3 separate regions of the Homo sapiens genome follow, and all the other regions are linked to region 3. Evidence: chromatin contacts called from ENCODE Hi-C or POLR2A ChIA-PET data. All regions are on one chromosome and are shown on one strand. The core of a region is the stretch at or near the end of the contact, and the rest is flanking DNA. Distances in the headings are between cores, read along the strand shown.

Evidence for each region. Hi-C counts contacts between places; a loop is a spot of excess contacts on that map. ChIA-PET counts read pairs that join two places held with the same protein, here RNA polymerase II (POLR2A). Pooled maps may share reads with other maps.
Region 1: a loop to region 3 is called in a pooled map, with 5 times the contacts of the local background. The contact joins two enhancer-like sites. A Hi-C loop is called at or near these places in 8 of 50 pooled maps. POLR2A ChIA-PET finds 5 or more read pairs at or near these places in 2 of 52 experiments (Panc1 and naive thymus-derived CD4-positive, alpha-beta T cell).
Region 2: a pooled map shows a loop between it and region 3 (6-fold over the local background). The contact joins the promoter of LRRC20 here to the enhancer-like site in region 3. A Hi-C loop is called at or near these places in 7 of 50 pooled maps. POLR2A ChIA-PET finds 5 or more read pairs at or near these places in 2 of 52 experiments (Panc1 and activated T-cell).

Annotation. Positions count from the first base shown.
Region 1 is chr10:70,830,846-70,835,724 of GRCh38, forward strand. All of the region lies in intron 2 of SGPL1 (sphingosine-1-phosphate lyase 1), which reads left to right. Among named protein-coding and RNA genes, the nearest start is that of SGPL1, 17 kb to the left of the region's middle. Within about 2 kb of position 2,491, at least 6 of the 41 ENCODE cell types and tissues checked have a DNase peak (open chromatin) inside an H3K27ac peak, as active enhancers do.
Region 2 is chr10:70,381,109-70,385,584 of GRCh38, forward strand. LRRC20 (leucine rich repeat containing 20) reads right to left here and starts at 1,517. Exons shown (of 5, transcript NM_001278212.2): 1 at 1,441-1,517. RefSeq lists enhancers at 728-1,347, 1,192-1,391, 1,922-2,021 and a silencer at 1,422-1,791.
Region 3 is chr10:70,576,462-70,581,335 of GRCh38, forward strand. No RefSeq gene overlaps it. Among named protein-coding and RNA genes, the nearest start is that of PRF1, 24 kb to the right of the region's middle. RefSeq lists an enhancer at 1-11. Within about 2 kb of position 2,015, at least 8 of the 41 ENCODE cell types and tissues checked have a DNase peak (open chromatin) inside an H3K27ac peak, as active enhancers do.

The sequences.
Region 1 (4,879 bases), core at 1,241-3,740, 250 kb after region 3:
TCTTATACAGATATAAAATGAACATATGTTGAAGATTTTATTTTACTCCAAAAGAGGAAACCAGGCAGATGTTATAACTGGTTCAAAGGAGAGGTCCAAAAAGCTGCTCATTTATGGATCAGGAATATCAAATGAATGTGCAAATGGAGGCAAAACAACTCTCTGTCATAGGGGTAGGAAAGTCAGGTGAAACTTCACCTGACGGCAGAATTTGCATATTTAGGGATCTAGATTACTTTGCACTGCTATCAGTTATCTACAACTTTCAGAGCCGTAAACAGCCTCCTCATAATCAGAATCTGGTAACCCGGAGGGGCGTCCCAGATAATGCATAATTTTTCATTGGAAGCCGTAGGGAAAAACTCTCTCCTCTACTCTCACACCACAACAATCAACACCGAAGACTTCCGTGACCAAACGTGTGGGATTTTTTTCCCCACACTCCAAGAAGCAGACATCACTGGGTGTCGCCTAATTCAATTCTGACACTGTCTACCTGGAGATAGCATCAGATCTATGGGTTGAGGGCTCAGTCCCAACCCATACCTGTCTCCCCCAACCCCAACCTGTCACAAGTCTGGTCCTTCAAAATGTCTGACTGACTGTCTTCAAGGTGAGGTTCCCATGACCTCCTCTTGGATTGGATTAATTTGCTGGAACAGCTCACAGAACTCAGGGAAACATTTACTTAGGTTTACAGGTTTATTTTAAGGGATACTGCAAAGGTTACAAATGAAGAGATGCATGGGGCAAGGTATAGGGGAAGGGGTGTGGAGCCTCCATGCCTCCCTGGGTGCACCACCCTCCAGGAACCTCCATGTGTTCAGCTATCCAGAGGCTCTCTGAACCCTGTCCTTTTGGGTTTTTATGGAGGCTTAGTTACATAGGCATGATTGACAACCATGTAGAAATGTGACTGGACACAGGAGGCATGATCTCATACTAATAGACTGACCGGAAACCCAGCAAGGCCTGTCTGTTCAGGTTGTCGCTGGCCTTTCTGTGCAGCCTTCCTTCCTCCAGAATATGGGGCACAACCCTCCCAGGAATGAGGGTTTTTTGGCCCACAGTTGGACTAGAGTCTTGCTTTGAGGCAGGTAAAAGAGGACAGGAGAAGGTTGAGAGAGATTCTGTTTCCTGAGGCCCAAAGTGCCCCAGCATTATAATAGAAGACTATAACAAGGGCTATGGGGGTTATGAACCAGGAACCATGGATGCAAACCAATATATACGTATAACATCACAGAAGCACACTTTCCTGCTCACTTTCAATAGATACCACAAAGTTTGAAACTCTTCCAAGTATTAATTTTAAATTAAATTTACTCAGCTGCTTACTTCAGCTTTTAAAAGTAGGTTCTTGGTAATTTCGAAGATGCACTTTCCAAAGGGTGTTTATATAGTTGAAGGTCAGTCAGAGACCTAGGGATAGGTCCCTGCTTATTCTTTTGAGCAGGCTTACGTGTTGGAAATCTCTAGAGAAATAGCTTTAGTTAGGTTACACTTCTCAGCAAATATTCAGTATTCCTCATCTCTAATAGCAGCATGACTGTTGTAGGGAAGGAATTTCCACAAATGGTTATGAAAAGTCTAAGTGTCTTAACTCCCAGACAAAGATAGAGAATTCTGTTAGTAAGATAAGTATGGGACTGGAGAAGTCAGCTAACCTCTGCCCTTCCCCAATCGTGATATGCTCAGAGAAGTTAAGACTTCTTTCTGTGTGAGAAATACGGGATCTTTTCCACTAGATCTTGCTTATTATCCAAGAAATTATCATTTCTAGTTTTAGAGAATGATGAAACTCATTTGTGCTTTGAAATATAACCTGTATACATGTGCACAGTAAGTCATTTAGCTATTTATTGTCAGACTCTGAGAGTTCATAGCAAACTTAGCAACATTCCATGTGCAAATTTGCATATTTTTCCCCCCATATCTTACCTACTTGCCTTAGGCTGGGAGTCTATTTTCCTACAAAACTGGTAATTGCTCTTATCTCTGTGTCCTTCAGTGTGTTCCTCTGCTTATTGAATTCAGTTTTATGCATTTAGTCTTCTCTCCTAGTATAAGCTGCTCCTGATACTTTTAAATATGTATTTCAGAAGAGAGGTGCTCAGAATTGTTACTTAACAGAATCAGCATCTCCCTTTACTTGATGCCTTGTCCTGACCACAAGTACATTAATAAAGTGACCATTTAGCAGTGTTTCGGGTTCAGCTTTTAGGAACTTAGAAGCTGTGGTTTTCCATGAGTGCACTTCTGATGACTTGGGAACATTTCATATGTGTGTTCTTTCTGTGGCCAAGATGGTTTTGTTATTTCAGGGATGGAAAGATGCTTTGCCTGAATACTCCCATGCTAAGTGTATAGCAGTTGGTGCTTGGGGAATGGTACCAAGTGTACATATCTGGCAAGGCCAGGCTAGAAGGGAAAATGTAGACTCTTAAGCTTTTTGAGACGAACTTCTCAGATACTGGATCTCTTGACTCACATAGTGGAATTTTGGGGGAAGTATGTGGTTTGCTTTTTGTCTCCTAAGAAATGATGATTCAGTTTCCTCAAACGTTTCTCACAGTCACTACTGGTTGCTTGGAATGGCTGTCTGGTTTTGTTGCTCAGTTCTTACTTCTTTAATGACCCAAGAGGATTTTCCCTTTGGGGTTGTGATGTGTTTTTGATGATAAACTTTAATGCTTTTGGAGGCTATAAAGACAATAGTATTTTCTTACCTGTTTACCTTGCACTTTGAAGTTCTGTAGACTGTAATATGAAAGAAAATCAGATTAAATTAGCTTTGCTTTCTGGCTTTTCTTTTTTTGGTGGGGGGGCAGAAGCTGATAAGAATAAATATACTAACTGAGTCTCTTCTGTATTTTAACTTCACTCCCTAGGCTGAGGCTTAGTCCTTAGAGTAACATTTGAACTGGGTAGAACAGATTTTTCTTTTCCTCAACAGCCCATTCCTGCTGTAAAGCTCAGATTTATGGTCCTTCTGGAAAAAGTATTGAGCGTTGAATAGTTCAGGAAAACAAATAACAAATTCTGTCTTCTTTGCAGGATTGTGGGGTAGAAGATTTTGATTTTTATTAGTATCTGGCCAAAGAATAAATATTAGGCAGGAACAATGAATTGATATCTAGTAGAGTGACGTGACTGGGCCCTGACTTTTAACACTTCCCAGGAAAGCTTCGTGGATGTCTTTTCCCTGCTGCGTGAATACCGGGTAGCCATTAAGTTTGGTGATTGGGTGTCAGTAATATGTTAAGTCAGCTACTGGGTCATCTTTTAATAAAAGAAAAGGATGGGGAAGAGAATGGATTCTTAAGCAGTGTTGCCTGTCAGAATCACCGGAGGGAGGTTTACAAAATACACATTCTGTACTCTGACCCTGTGGGTGGGGTATTCTGACCCAAGAAGATGATTCGTTCCAGGAATCATGCTTCTTGGATGATATTGATGTACCCCCACTGGCTTTATGGAAAGAATATTGAAGAAGAAGATAGATTCTCTTGGGGGCTGTGCCTCTAGTTTGAAACCAGGGAAGGCACATTTTGGTATTAGTCTGTGGCCTCAGTTTCTTCATCACTGCAATGAGATTGGACTATAGGTGGTCTCTAAGGTTCCTTCAGACAGTAGCATTTTATGATTTTGAAGACAACTTTTCTGAAGTACTTTTCAAACTAATTTCTTTCCGTCTTTCTTTTGTAAGCAAATAAGTAGTATGAGTGTAAGTCTCTAGCTCAGAGAAGAATGAAGTTTGCAGTTCGAAAAGGCCATGCAATAGCAGTTCACTTCCCCAAAATGCTCAGCCCTTGTAGGATGCCGTTAGGTCATCTGGAAGTTCTGTATGCCTTCACTGGGAGCGTAGTGAAGATGAGAGCCTTTCCTTTGGCTCTTGGAGTAAACTAGCTGACAGGACTTTGAGAACTGTTGGTCTCCTGATTTGTGCCACTGATAGTTTGGCTCTGGAAAACTAGGCAGTGGAAAAAACAATGCATTTTAAACCAGAAGATTTGAGTCCTGGCTCCGCTATTTCCGAGCTTTGTGACCTGTAGGCCTCAATGTCTTCATCTGTGAAGGACAGGTTCAGCTCTGATGGCCTATGATGTGATGAACCTTGTGAACTTGTAGGCAGAGTGCCACGGTGTGCAGAGTCCAGTTACAGATAACCAGCCATTCTCCTCTGCAGATTCAACCCACTGCCACTGTGTCTTGTTAAGCTTAAATAGGAGAGATGTGGGAGAGAGGAGGCAGAAACATCCTAGGATCTTGCAAAACAAAACTGTCAAAAGTATAGGCAATATCATAATTACTTTATTTGAATAAACGTTGAGTTCCTGCTGTGTTGAAGATGCTGTTTTAGGCAGTGTAGGAGATAGAAGACTTATATCCTCCTCCTAATTTGTATTCTTATCAGCACCTGGTACCATAGAGAGTTCATATATTAAAATTATTTGGTTGTTCTCCCTAACCAGAGTTGAATTCTTTCCTTCTAGGACAAATTAACTCATAATGCAATAGGCTAATGCAGTTTGGCCCTGAGTGACTCTTGAGAAATACCCTGAGTTGAGGCACACTGGAAACGTGGCACATTAGAAATGCCAAGAAGAGGCCGGGTGCGGTGGCTCATGCCTGTAATCCCAGCTCTTTGGGAGGCCGAGGCGGGTGGATCACGAGGCAGGAGATCGAGACCATCCTGGCTAACACGGTGAAACCCTGTCTCTACTAAAAATACAAAAAATTAGCTGGGAGTGGTGGCGGGTGCCTGTAGTCCCAGCTACTTGGGAGGCTGAGGCAGGAGAATGGCTTGAACCCGGGAGGTGGAGTTTGCAGTGAACCAAGATTGCACCACTGCACTCCAGCCTGGGTGACAGAGCAA
Region 2 (4,476 bases), core at 267-2,766, 200 kb before region 3:
TTTTGAGGAAGGCAGCCTAATCCATAGTTTTGCAAAGTTAACAGTGTTGTGAGCAGTCCCATTTGTAAAATGGAAATACCACCTTCCTCACCGGATTATTGTGGGAAGTAACTGATATGTAACTTTTGGGAAAGGACTTTGCGAACCATTACATGTTTCCCACACCAAGGCATTACCAGTAGGTAATCAAACAGGTGTAGAGAGGAAGTTTGGATGTAATAAATTCAATGCCAGACAAAAACGTTGTCCTGCTTTGGGGGAGCTGGCAATACAGCCCTCCTGTCCCTATAACCTGGTTTCACCTGGACTCAGGCTGGCTGGGGGAGGGGTGATTTTTGCTTAAACCCTGACCTGGCCCCCTGACTCCAGCCCTTACCATCAATAACTCTACCTTATCTGCAGTCCGGAGACCTCTGCAAAGGAGCCGCTGCGACAGCCCGTCCCCACCATCTGCTCCTATATTTAGTTACTGGTGTTGTCAGTTGGGAACGTTAGAGCCTGGCAGGGGCTCGGATGGGCAACCGGAGCCTCCGGAGCCATGTGTGCAAGCTGGCCCTACCGCTGGCTCCAGCCCGGGCTCTGGACCATGCCAAGCCGGGGAGCGGGTGGGGAGGTGAGGAGCGACCCAAATAGTCCCAAACCCCCCTTCAGATCAGAACGAAGTTGACCCACTTCCCCACCCCAGGGAAAGAAGCCCGCTGGGACGTGAGCGGGACCTGCTGGCGCCTTGTTTTTGTGGCATGGGGTTCGGGAAGCTCAGCGCGTGCTCCCTCGCTAACATCTAGGCATCCTCGGACTGAGCCTCCAGCACTACGCGCGGTAGCCAGGCAAGGGTCCCCCAGCCCCGCGTGCCAGGATCCGCCTCACCCCCGGTGCCTGCAGCCAATGGCACCTCGTCCGCTGGCCCGGCAGGCGGGGACTGGGAGAATAAAGCTGGCAGAGGGAAGAATGGTAGTGATCGCAGAGGCCCCGGGGCTCCCACGCTGCCCGGAGGCCGAGAGGCACGCTCTGGAGCAGGCGTCTGCAGCTCCCCAGAGCGGAAGCAAACCCCGAAAGTGTCGCTTCGGGGACGAAATGCACAGCAGCCTCTCCAAGCAAGGGCGCCTCCCGCGAGGAATGGAGGCCCGCCTGGGAGCGGTTCTCCGAGCTCCCTATTCCCTGGCACCTCTGCACCCACTCCCCTGAACCATCGGGGTCCAGGTGCAGTGAGCAAGCAAGAGCCCGCGCATGCCGAGCCCCTTGGCACCGCCAGAGCCTCCGCTGGTGCACCGCTGCTCTTTTCCACCGGGTGACCTGGGGGAGGGGAGGGGACGCTGCAAAAATCGGAACACTTCTCGCCCTCTCTCCCCCAGCCCCTGCAACGCTTGACCTCGGACTACATTTACTTTGCGGGGCAAGAAGCGTGTGGTCCCGCTCCGGGCCGCTTTTGGCTCCACTTACGGCGACAATGCCTCCTAGCGCCCTGCGCAGCGCAGTCACGCTCCCTCCGCCGCCGGCGGCGCCCCAGGCGAGTTCCGAGCCGGCGGGGCGGGGCGCGCGGGGCTGCGGGATCTGCGCGCGCGGCCACTCCGCCAATCCCGGCGCCAGGACCGGCGCCGCGGCGGGAGCAGGCTGGGCTCGGGATGCGCTCAGCCAATCAGTGGGGGAGCGGCGCGCGCGGGGGTGGCGCGCGGAAGGGCAGCCCGCGCGCTCCCGGCCGCAGGGAGTAACCGCTTTGTGTGCTGCTTCTAGAGGGAGAACGCCTGAGGGGGCGGAGATACAGAGTGGGACGCGCAGTACATCCCAGGATCTCTAGGACCGGGGCTCCAGATTGGGTTTTCTCGAGGGAATGGAGTTGAATTAGCCAGATCAGGGATACTTTGAAACACGTGAACATGGAGCATAGGGAAATTTTCCTATGATGACTTCGGGTGCCCATTGAGGTTTTTAGTATATGCAAGGCCCTGTGTCTCGGCCCTGCGTCTCCAATCCTAATGTTCTCATCTATAAAATATGACTTGAGGGCGGGGCGCGGCGACTCACGCCTGTAATCCCAGCACTTTGGGAGGCCGAGGTAGACGGATCACCTGAGGTCGGGAGTTCGAGACCAGCCTGGCCAACATGGCAAAACCCCCGTCTCTACTAAAAATACAAAAATTAGCCGGGCGTGGTGGCAGGCGCCTGTAGCCGCAGCTACTCGGGATGCTGAGGCAGGAGAATCGCTTGAACCCGGGAGGCGGAGGTTGCAGTGAGCCGAGATGGGCACTCCAACCTGAGTGGACAGAGTGAGACTCTGTCTCAAAGAAAAAAAAAAGAATATTTAATTCCGCCTCTAGGGGGTCTAGGCAGTCAAAGAACACACATTCCCTTGGGCCTCGATGGATGTTAAGGGTTACTTATGCCCTCTCCACCCCCAACAATATGTTAAAGTTCATCAGAATGTGATCTTATTTGGAAGTAGGGCCGTTGCAGATGTAATGAGTTAAGGTCATGCTGGAGTAGGGCGGGCCCCTAATCCACTGAGACTGGTGTCGTTGTAAGAGAAGAGACACAGAAGAGACGCACAGGGAGAACCACCTGTGGTGATGGCGGCAGGGATCAGCTGATGCATTTCCAAGGCCAGGAGTGCCAAGCACTGCCAGCAGGGACCAGAAGCTAGGAACGGGCAGGGAATAATTCCTCCTTCAGAGCCTCCAAAAAGGAACTAACCCTCCAGACACCTTGATTTTGGACTTAATAGCTTCCAGAGCTGTAAGTGAATAAATTTCTGTTGCCACCCAGTTTATGTCCATTTGTTATAGCAGCCCTAGGAAAAAACTACAATAGGTTAGTAGGAATAAAGAGAAGAGGATGATAAATATCTCCAAAGTAAGTCTTTTGAAACTGATTGCTTAGTATATGCAAAGCCTTGTGTCTTGGGGTATACTGACATGAATCAGACACAGACCCTGCCCTCAAGGGGTTACCAGTCAAGTGGATACTTAAGCAGCCATGTTTTCTGACCCCTTGTGCCTTCCCAGGGAAAACTATGGAGATCTCTCTCAACCCATCAACACCACATCCCTGCCAGATATATAGCAAGTACCAGATATAAATAACTAATGGGTAGAGTCCCATTCTGCCCAAGCCGAGATGCTGCTTGCCACTGTGGACAAAGCAGGCATAGCTACTTCTGTTTTCACTGAAAACCAGCATGACACTTCTACCCAACTTTTACACGTGGATGTCTTCTCTCCTCTGCTAGTCCATACGCAGACTTGAGACAGCCAGTACAGTGTTTCTGTACCCATGGTAAGGGCTCAGTATATACTGCTGGCTGATGGCCCCAGCCTGGGGTTTCCAACATTCATACTTTCCCTCAGACAGTCCCCTGTCCCAGGCAGTTCATCCTGGACCCTCTAACTCCACAGAGACAAGATCCCTCCCTAGCTCAAATCCACCTCTTCTATTCCTACTGTTTTTGCTTCTCCAGAGCACTTAGTGCATTATACCCATTATTCTATCATCTCTGCACAAGTCTTTACTCCCGAGAGTCTGCCTGATTGCAAATACCAGAGCTTGACGCATGTTCAGTGCTTGTATCCATCAGTGTTTCCTGCATAATAAAACACCCCAAAACTTAGTTGTGGCTTAAAACAATAACTACTTATTTAGTTCATGATTTTATGGGTCAGTATTTGAGGCTGGGCTTAGCTGGGCAGTTCTTCTGGTCTCAGCTGGACTCCCTCATGCATCCGGGTTCATCGCCAGGCAGTCAGAAGGCTCTGCTTCTGGGAAGTGGCTAGCTGCCAACTGAGGCAAGTAGGTCGCATGTCTCTCATCTACTAACAGGCTAGCCTAATTTGTTCACATGGAGCTGCAGGGCTCCGAGAGCACGAGTGGAATGGTGCAAGGTCTCTCAAAGTCTAGGCTCAAAATCGGCACTAGTCCACTTCCACAGTTGTATCGACTAAACCAAATGGCAAGGCCAACCCAGGTTCGAGGGTGAAGAAATAGACTCCATCTCCTGATGGGAGAAGCAGCGAAGTCACATTGCAAAGAATATGAGTACAGGGATGAGCAGAGAGTTGGGGCTAATTTTGTAATCTGTCACAGGACTCCATAAGTATTCTTGGGCTGGGCTCTGTGGCTCACGCCTGTAATCCCAGCACTTTGGGAGGCTGAGGCGGGAGGATCACTTGAGCTCACGAGTTCGAGAGCAGCCTGGCAACACGGTGAAACCCCATCTCTACAAAAAATACAAAAAGTAGCCGGGCATGGTGGCTTGGGCCTGTAGTCCCAGCTACTCAGGAGGCCGAGGTGGGAGGATAGCTTGAGCCCTAGAGCCCAGGAGGAAGACCAGGTCTCAAAAAAAAAAAAAGTATTCTCACAATACCTATTGGGTACTCAGAAAATACTTATCAACAGTGGTAAGATTTTCAGTCACTATGTTTACTGACTCCATTCAATGCAGTCAATTGGCAAAATATTATCCCTCACTGTTAGGGTCTACAAGCC
Region 3 (4,874 bases), core at 765-3,264:
TAGAGCCACACTGTGGTTTGAAGGCCCTTCCTGTTGCCTTCTGTTTCCTCCTTTGTTCTTCACAGGTGTTTCGCCAAATAGCTTTCTTGCACAGACTTGAACAACCCACCCTCTGCCTTGTCTCAGCCTCTCTGGGCACCTGCTTTGTCTCTGAAGGCCGGCACTGCTGTGGCACTGCTTGGTGAAAATGACCACCCTGGTTTCCAGCTTCACATGGTACAGTTCCAGCAGACTAAGAGCTGGTTCTTGCCCTGCCCTATGCTGCCATCTCAAGAGAGGGGGCAGGTCCTGTCCACGATGGTGGTCATGGGTCAGGGAACTGTTGCTTAATCTTCCCTGTGGATGGAGGAGGCTGTAGCCATCTGGGTTGGTGCCTCCAAATCTGTGGATGGAAGTGCAAACCTCTGGTTATCTCCTAAACAAAGGGAAGCTTCATTTTGAAGGCTTTCCATGTGTACCTTCAGTTTGTCCTTTAGAAATGCCCTGTTTCAGAGTCTCAGATAGCAGTGAGTGGGCATGCTCTTTCCCAGCCTTGCTAGCACTGCCCACAGTTTTATGACTCAGAATGGAATCTCATATTTGTTCAATTTTATTTCTTTTTAACTAATAGTGAAGTTGGATTTTTTTCATGTGTTTTGGCCATTTTTTTTTCTGTTATGAATTGTTTATGTCCTTTGCTGACTTTTTTGTTTGGGCGTTTGTCTTCCTTCCTTTCCTTCTTTCTTTCTTTCTCTCTCTTTCTCTCCTTCCTTCCTCTCTCTTTCTTTCTTTCATTCATTCTTTCTTTCTTTTTGTTCTTCTTTCTTCCTTTTCTTTCTTTCTTTTCTTTCCTTCCTTCCTTCTTTCATTGTTTCCTTCCTTCTTTCCTCCTCTTTTTCTTTCTTTCATTCTTTCTCTTCCTTTTTTCTTTTTGTTCTTTCTTCTTTCTTCCTTTTCTTTCTTTCTTTCCTTCCTTCTTTCTTTCTTTTCTTTCTTTCATTCTTTCCTTCCTTCCTTCCTCTTTCTTTCTCTTTCTCTTTCTCCTTCTCTTTCCCTCACTCCCTCCCTTCCTCGCTTCCTTCCTCGCTTCCTTCCTCTCTCCCTCCCTCTCTCTCTTTCTCTCTTTCTTTCTTTCTTTCTTTCTTTCTTTCTTTCTTTCTTTCTTTCTTTCTCTCTCTCTCTTTTTCTTTCTTTCTCTCTCTCTCTTTTTCTTTCTTTCTGCCTTTCTCCTTTTCTTCTCCCTTTCTCCCTTTCTCTTTCTTTTCTTTTCTTTTTCTTTTTTAAATTCTATGCTGCTTCTGGGTCAGGGTCTTACTTTATCACCCAGGCTAGAGTGCAGTGGTGCAATCATAACTCACTGCACCCTCGACCTCCTAGGCTCAAGTGATTCTCCCACCTCAGCCTCCAGAGCTGGAACTATAGGCATATGCCACCACACTCGGCTAATTTTTGAATTTTCTTTTTTTTGTAGAGATGGGGTCTCACTATGTTGGCCAGGCTTGTCTTGAACTTCTGGGCTCAAGTGATTCTCCCACCTCAGTCTCCCAAAGTGTTGGGATTACAGGGTGAGCCACCACACTTGACCCCTTTCCTATTGATTTGTTAAGATGATAACTTTATCATATATGTTGCATTTATTTTTTAGCTTTAAAATACCATTAGATATACATGCTGTCTTAGAGCCTGTCCTCTCCATTCCTGTGTGTCTCAGTCTATGCTGGAGCTGACCTAGCTTCAGATCAATAACCTTTGCTTATTTTATGATGTCCTTTATTAGATTACTTACTTTGTCAAGCATTATATCTGGTTTCTTTTACAGTCATCATCTCGTTCAACCCTCCAACAATACCACAAGGTGTTATTTTACAGCTAGAGATACCCGTGTCTGATGCCAAATCCTTGCTTGTTTCAGGGCTGGATATGGTAATCCTCTCTGCCATTTTCGATGACAGGTTGAGAGGAGAGAAAGGTAGATCCTGGAAGAGTGCCCAGGCTGGGGTGACTCGGGGAGGAGACTAAGGGGAAAGCATGATGACTTTGAAAGCCCTCCGTCAAATTCTTGTGGTTCTCTGACTTGATGTTATTTAAACCCCTGTGTACTTTCAAGAGGTTCCCCTCTACAGCCACAAGAATGGGAAATGGCTTGTGTTCTCTGAGTCACACTGGTAGATTATCTATGGGCCTTCTGAGTTTCACTTTGCACCCCCTCTTGGCTATTCTTTCCTTTTCCCACATCCGCCCACCTCACCATCAACAAACCTGCACAGTGTCTTTGCCCTTCAAAAGTAATTGTTATTCTTTCTTTGAACTAAATGACGGCATCTAAGCTGAATTAAACACTCATAGCCTTTCACAGTTTATGAAAGTATCCATTTCCCCATTCCTGCCTTAACATTTGAGGTCGCCAATCCTTTTAATTTTTGCCAATCTGATAAGAAAGAAAGTCTTTTATTTTTACCTTAACTCGACTTTTCCAGATTAGTAATGAGGTTGGAACATCCTTTCATATGTTTACTGGCCATTTGAATTTATTCTGTTATGTATATGCCCATTTTTCTGCTAGATTGTCTTTTTTTAATTAACAGGCATAAAATTTTAATATAATTTGTTTTGTGGGTAGGTAGATAGATATACAGTCAGTTCTTTCTCCCAGTTTGTCTCAGGTCTTGTAACGTTTTTAGTGTATTTTTTCATAGAGAAGTTGTTCAATTTATACATGGTGTGTTTTTTGACTTGTGTAAGCAAGCCTTCCCTACCCAAGGTTCTAGATCTCTTTCCTATGTTTTCTTTGAATATTTCTACAGTGTTGTCTTTTATGTTTAATGCTTTAATTCATCTGGAATAAACTTTTGTGAATGACATGAGATAGTGTATTTTTTTTTTCCAAAATGGATATCCAGTTGGCCCACATTTATTATTATTTGTTATTATTATTTTAGAGATGGGATCTTGCTATGTTGCTCAGGCTGGTGTTGACCTCTTGGCCTCAAGCAGTCCTCCTGCCTCAGCCTCCCAAGTAGCTGGGACCACAGGCATGTGCCACTGCACCAGGCTGGCCTACATTATTTATGGAATAGCCACATTTCCCCCTTACTGGAACTATGGTTTTCATCATATGTGAAGTAAGCACTTATACCTGAGTCCATAGAGTAGACACGGGGTTGTTGTTGCTCCTGGCCTCCATTCATCCTTCTGGTAACCATGTCTGATTTTCCCCATCCCCAGCAGGAACAAGAACCAAGGCTTGAGCCAATTTGTGCATCTCATTGTCCTGGCACTGCCATTGGCCCAGGGCTGGCCATGTGACTCAGCCGGCCAATTACACCCAATCAGAGCTTATCCCTGGCATTTTTCTGAGTGACTGGAAGAGTGTTAACTATTCTTGTGGAACTTAAAAGGGAGAGGCCAGACGTGGCTACAGTTGTCACACAGCCACAAGGTGAAAACAAATATGAAAATGAAACCAACACACCAAGGCCAGTGGAATTGAGCTGAGGCAACTGCTGTTGCCCTTTAGCTGCTGTACCCCATCATGTCTAGAGCCAGGTTACCCCTATGCCCACAAAACTTTTAACTGACAACCCAGATCCTTTTGTGCTTAAGTGAGCTGGGTTGGGTTTTCTGTCATTGCAAGGCAGACATATTCTATATGTGTACTCTAGTCTCTCCATTGATTTTTTTCGAGGTCTTCTCAAGTTCTTGTTCTTTCTCCCTTCCTCCTTCTGTCTCCCATCCTCATTCTCTCCTTCTTTCATTCATTCTTTCTTTTTCATTCTTCTATACTTCTGGAGTGTTCCAGTGTACTTTCATTTCCAAATGGATTTTAGAACCAGCATATGGACTTCTATTTAAAAATCTCATTGGTATTTTGATTGAAATTACATTTAATTTATTGACTAATTTAGGGAGAATGGGCGCTTTTATAATATTGTGTGTTCCCATTAAGGAATATGTTTTTTCCCTATGTTTATTAAGGTTCTTTTGTGTCTTTTAATAATAAAAGTTATTAACACTCCTCTTTTAAGTCATACCTACTTCTCATGAAATTTATTCATGGTTTATTTTTTGAAATTATGGTTTTTTTTCTATTACAGTTTCTGATTGACTAATTAATGCTCATGCGGGAAAAAATAAATATTTCTTTTTGTTTGAATTTGGCCATATTCTTGAACTCACTTAATAACTAAGTTTTCTGATTGATTAGTGCTCATGTAGGAAAAAATAAATATTTCCTTTTGTTTGAATTTGGCCATATTCTTGAACCCACTTAATAACTAAGTTTTTAAAAACTTGTCTTGGATTTTGGAGATAGATGATGGTATTATCTGCAAATAATAACTATTTAATTTCTTTCTAATATGTATAATTAGTATTTCTTTTTCTTGTCTTTTGTTATAAAGGCTAGACCTTCCTGAACAATATTTGGAATAGTGACCATTTTTATACTTTCTAAGTCTAATGGGAATATTTCACCACTAACTGTAATTTTTGATCTAGGTTTCAAGTAGGCGCATTTGTCAAATTAAAGAAATTTTCTTTTATTACTGGTTTGCAGATTTTAAAAAATTATAAATTGATTTTTAATTTTAAAAATGTTTTCTTGACATCTATTGAGGTGGTCATATATTTTCTCCTTTAATATGTTAATTTTAAAAAGTACATTAGCAGATTTTCCAATGTTGACTGATCCTTTGCATTCTTTTTTTTTTTTTTTGAGATGGAGTCTCACTTTGTCACCCAGGCTGGAGTACAGTGGTGTGATCTTGACTCACTGCAACCTCTGCCTCCTGGGTTAAAGCTATTCTCCTGCCTCAGCCTCTCTAGTAGCTGGGACTACAGGTGTCTGCCACCACGCCTGGTTAATTTTTGTATTTTTAGTAGAAACAGGGTTTCAC